Regions from separate parts of the Mus musculus genome. Here region 1 is linked to region 2. A link is a loop called in an ENCODE intact Hi-C map of the cell type or tissue named here. Cell type or tissue: heart. All regions are shown on one strand.

Region 1 (2,500 bases), 99 kb after region 2:
CTAGAGAAAGACCTTTGATTTTAGCAGCAGAACACATTGATCTGGCTTACTACTCAACAGGAGGGAAAGTCTGAAAGTTGATAAGCTAGTTCGACTCCTTTATAATGAGAACCTGACATCAGAGGAGAGTGTGATTTACCTGGGCTCATATAATTAGAAGCATCTCCAGGCCTGGAGAAAATTTGAACTTATGGTCCCGGGCTGCTTTGTAGTGAGCCTGTTTCCACTGCTCTGGTAGCTGAGCCAGGCTATGAGGAAACCCTGGATATCAGCATAAACCTATGTCTGGGACTACGATCCCTTTTCCCTGGGTAATAAACTCAGCCACCCATCCTAAGGAGGCAAGCACTTGGCCTCTTTGAGTGAGACTTGGCTTTAGGACTCTCTGCATCAGCCTTGTGTGCATCAGGCACTGGAAAGCCTCTGTCTTCCCAGCCCTTGCCTCTCCAGGAAACTCCACAGGCCTCCAGAGAATACCAGTTTCTCAGCCCAAGGGGTCCATCACTGAGAAGTGCCCAAAGGGAAGTCAGGGAGCTGGGAGGAAAAGACAGCAGGACCAAGTAGGATTCCGAAGCCGAACTGGGAGAGAACAGCATCATCTATTTTTATTCTGAATGTACAAAGGCAGGGCCTTGAAAGAGCTCACACTTCCGAGGCGGAAATGGGTACCAAAATGAGAGATCAGCAAGATTTCCCAAGATAGGAGAATCCTCCTGCTGCCTGCGTGGGAGAAAGTAGGGGAGGAGTCCAAACCAGGCCACCAGAGATGGTTGAGATAAATGACAAATCTGGTGGAAGTCAGACATGGCTCTAAAGAGCTTCCTAAGAGACTTCCCGAGAGAGAGACAAAAGTGTTTGTTTGTTTTGTTTCCAGGAGCTTGTCAAATAAACCAATGAAAAAGCTTTGCCGATGATAATAAAAGATGCTCACACTTTCATAGCGCTTGCTACGTGACAAGTACCGCTGTAAATAAATGCCTCATGAAAACCAACTTGCTTGCTCTTTGTAAGGACCCCGTGAAAGATGCGCTGGTTTTGTCTCCACGTGGCGGAGGGGATTCGTCACCCAAAGCTCACTGGTGGTGAGGGAGGGGTGGGATTTAGACCCGGGTACCTCTCTCTGGAAGTCTTAATTAATTGCAACATTCTACTGCCCCCTACAGAGTTAAGTGGTGTGACAAATGATAGGCCCTCTTGCTACCACCCTAAGTAGGATGTGAAGGCTTCCGTTCAGTGATGGGGAAATGGAGGTGCTGGATCACAGAGTGCTCCCCCACACACACACTAGAAGTATTTGGCCTAATGTGTTAGCCCCAGTTAGGTGTGGCCCTTGCCAAAGAACATCAAGAAAGAAAGCCAAGTGATCACTGGTAACATTAGCTCTTGCGTTAGAAACTGTTGCTCAGCCCAGACTCAGGGTGTTACAGTAACCCCTGTGCACAAATACGGCTCCATGAGGCCCAGTGGAGTGAGATACACACAAGAATTCTCAACCAAGGACTTGGAATTGCAAATGTCACTGCCGAGTCCTACCCAGGTTTTTTGTTTGTTTGTTTGTTTGTTCTTGTTTTTAAGGTTAGTTCAGAAACCTGGGAGTGTGGTTTACTTTAATTTGCAGAAACATCTGAAAAGTTTTCAAGCCACAAACTAAGATGTCCCAGCAGAATGAGATGGGAATAGAGGAACCTGGAGCCAGAGCTAGGGGCCTTTGTCATGAAAAATAAGTTGACTTAGAGACAGAAACCCATAGCTGCCTGAGGCAGGCTTGTCTCTGTCTGTAGGAATGTGAAACTGAGAAACAGCTCAAATCCTCGGTGTTCTCAGAGATGATGCAGGAGAACACACAGTCTAGAAAAACGTCTTAAAATCAGATCAAAGAGATTTTGAGTTTTCACAGGCCAATCTTCTCCTTTGTTCTATACCTGCACTGTTGAACCACATAATTTCTGTTATTTTTTTTTCAAGACAAGGTTTTTCTGTGTAGCCCTGGCTACTGAACTCACTCTCTAGACCAGGCTGGCCTTGAACTCATGAGATCGGCCTGCCGAGCGCTGAAATTAAAGTCATGCAGCAGTATGCCCTGCTGAATTACTTGGGAGGCAGGGGCAGGCAGATTTCTGAGTTCGAGGCCAGCCTGGTCTACAGAGTGAGTTCCAGGACAGCCAGGGCTACACAGAGAAACTCTGTCTCGAAAAACAAAAACAAACAAACAAAAGAAAAATTGAAAATCATCAAAAGCAAAGGAAGGAAGAAGACGCCTAAGCGCCTGCCCTGGCCCTGCGGTGGACACCATTACAATGAGCACATATTTGATAGGGAGCCGGGAAAGACGGAACACACAATAGAGAGAAGGGAGAAAAGGCTAAGCCGAGAGGTGTGGGCACTGTGGAGAGAGGTGGAACTGGAGATGTGGTGGTGGTGAGGAACGGGCAGAAATGAGAAGCTGTGGTAAGGTCCTGCTGCTGTCAAAGGCCATGTCTGGGTCCATGGTGCTACTGCA
Region 2 (2,500 bases):
CAGGGGCAAACACAGTACTAGAAGCCCATCTGAGAGTCACCCAAAATGTACAGTGAACCCTTAATGTGTTGACTTCTGTCCAGGATAGTGAACTTCCAGGCTCAGTCAGCAAAGCTCTTGCCGACCCCCCCCCCCCCAACTCCGACCACCTTTTCCTGAGAGCAGCCAGGCAAACTGGATACACTCTGAGAAAGTGGACAGAGGAGGAGGAGGAGGCAGTGGCAAACCCAGGAGTGTGACGAGGCGTGCAGAAGCTCGAGCAGTAACTAGAGATGAAGGGCAGTGACGCACTGTGGGAGGGTTTTGTAAAGGAGAGTCCCTGTCTCATCCTCAGGTGTCCTCCACCGCTTCGTTCCACAGTGTGCGGTGGCTATCGGCTCCTTTGCATCCTCTGCCTAGGCCCTGGACAAGTGTCAGAGCCTTCTTGGCTGGATAATCTCTGACGTGACTAACTGTGCTAATTTAGTGGGCATTATGGGTCAGGCGCTGAGACAGGCGCTCCAACATGTCATCTTGTTCCATCTTCCCTGGGTGGCCTCTCCCCATCTAACAGACATGTGCGCCTGGTTCCCAGAGTGATGGGGCCACTCCGGCACACACGATTGTCATATAAGGACCACAGCATCTCCAGCATGTTTTCAGTCCCTTCCCCTTTGTCCAGTGGGTCTGGTGGTCTAGTCTTGTGTCCTTTTGTAACAAGGAAGTCTCATCACCTCCTCCTTCTCCATATGAGGCGGGGCCTTTGGTGGCCCCTCCCACCCCCAGTGTGAATCCAAATCCTACAGAGCCTGAGGTGGTTTCCTCCCACTCTGTCCTCTTCCCACTCACCACATGCTCCAACCACACAGCTTCCTGAACATGCCTGGGGCCAAATATTCTCTCCTCCAGGTCACCCTACCTCACCTCAACTGCCTAATTTCCCTATAGACCCCACACCCCAATGTTCTTTACACAGCTGTCAAAGCACAGCCCCTGTGGTTGACCAAATGTACCCCCTGCCCTCTTCCACACACATGCATGCTCACAATCTGCACATGCGCACACAGAGAGCACACACAGAAACACTCCCACTGTGCTCACACCAGGCACTGCCCAGTTAAGTGTTGCTGTTGTGACGTCGGGTCTGTCTGTGTTGGACCCTGTCCCTCTAGCTCCCGTGTCACTTGGTTAGCCAGCCAGGCTGTGTGTCCTGTTGGACTGGAAACTCTTTGAGGTCAGAGATGATTCCCAGAAGAGCCTGCCAGAGAATAGGACTGGGTAAGTCAGCGCTCATTGAGAGAGAGAGAGAGAGAGAGAGAGAGAGAGAACCTTGGAACACGGACAGTGACACACTTAAACACGGTGTCCCCATCACATGTCATGTTCCTGGGACCCACTGAACAGTAATTGAATGAAAGGTAGCCAAATCGAGAAGAGACGGGACTGAGGGCAGAGGGCAGTCCTGGAAGATTGATTGGACTCAAGACTGCCGCGCAAAGGAGCATACGCCATTCCTTGTTTCATCCACCAGAGGGCGCAGGAGGCTAGCAGACAGCGCCTCGTCTCAAGATGCAGACTGAGTACCCCTCCTCAGAAGGGTTTGGGGAAGCGGCACAGTGAGGGCGAGGAAGCCCACACAACACAGACTTTCCTGCAGCAGCGGGCCAGGGGCTGGCCTGATCTGTTCTGGCACAGTGGGGCAGGAAGGGATTTTGGTGCCTCTGGCAAAGTCACCTTGCAATAGGTAGATTCTTGAAGCCAGAGGCTACCGCTGAGATCTAGTCAGTCCAGGACTGGGAAAGGGCTTGAATTCCTTTACCCATGAGGTCATGAGCCATGGAGAGGTTATTTGCACAAAGCTTGGTAGGAGCCCACACACACACCTTGAGCTAGTTAAGGCCAACCCTGCCTGGGAGCCCTGACTCTCATTCTGAGCCTTGTGTTCGGCCCTGGGACCCAGTGGGGCACAGCACAATCCTTGCCCCCCAGGCAACAGACAGAACTCTGCCAGTGTTAGAATTGCAGGTTCAAGAGCTTGGAGACCCAAACATGAGTGCTGGCCCAGAAAACCCCAGCAGCTGCCAGGCCCTCACTGTCCTTAACCCTTTCCATGCCTCAGTAGGCTCTTGGGGAGCCCTGCTGAAATCATAAAGTAAGTTAACCCACAGAAGCCTTTTAGGGCCGTGCCTGTCATTCGGTGGACATTAAATAAAGGTCAATTATTTTTACTCTGCCAAGTCTTGGCCAACAGGTCCTTAGAAGCTTTCGTCTAAAGGTACCACATGGAGCTAACAGGTTAGTGTCTTGACATTTCTGCCATCGTTTTGGTGTTCGTCTTGGACATCCATTTAGCAGGGCGTTTGTGGCTAGCTCTCAGGTGTGCAAAAGGACACTGTTCATCCCGTGCTCCCGGAGCGTTTGGATCTGAAAGGGTTTGTGTCCAGAGGTGCTAGGGACCTCAGAAAGGTCACAGAGAAAGAAGAGGAAGGCAGAGAGGGAAAGTTTCTAACCCCCTGGCCCA

The links. A loop is a pair of places that touch in the nucleus more often than their neighbours do. Peaks named below come from ENCODE experiments on the same cell type or tissue, not always from the same donor. Only the 100,000 strongest peaks of a DNase experiment are listed, where the experiment ranks them.
Region 1: it touches region 2 in a loop (6-fold over the local background); 31 of 42 quality-filtered maps call a loop at or near these places.

What each region holds. Positions count from the first base shown.
Region 1 is chr15:97,852,917-97,855,416 of GRCm38, reverse strand. Vdr (vitamin D (1,25-dihydroxyvitamin D3) receptor) reads left to right here. Exons shown (of 10, transcript NM_009504.4): 10 at 1-990. All of the region lies in intron 1 of Gm33690 (a long non-coding RNA gene), which reads right to left. Among named protein-coding and RNA genes, the nearest start is that of Gm33690, 6.7 kb to the right of the region's middle. In heart, a CTCF peak has its summit at 1,149; no DNase peak of the experiment used is centred here; H3K27me3 peaks cover 437 bases.
Region 2 is chr15:97,951,634-97,954,133 of GRCm38, reverse strand. No RefSeq gene overlaps it. Among named protein-coding and RNA genes, the nearest start is that of Tmem106c, 11 kb to the left of the region's middle. In heart, no CTCF peak of the experiment used is centred here; a DNase peak (open chromatin) is centred at 1,513; H3K27ac peaks cover 425 bases; H3K27me3 peaks cover 1,759 bases.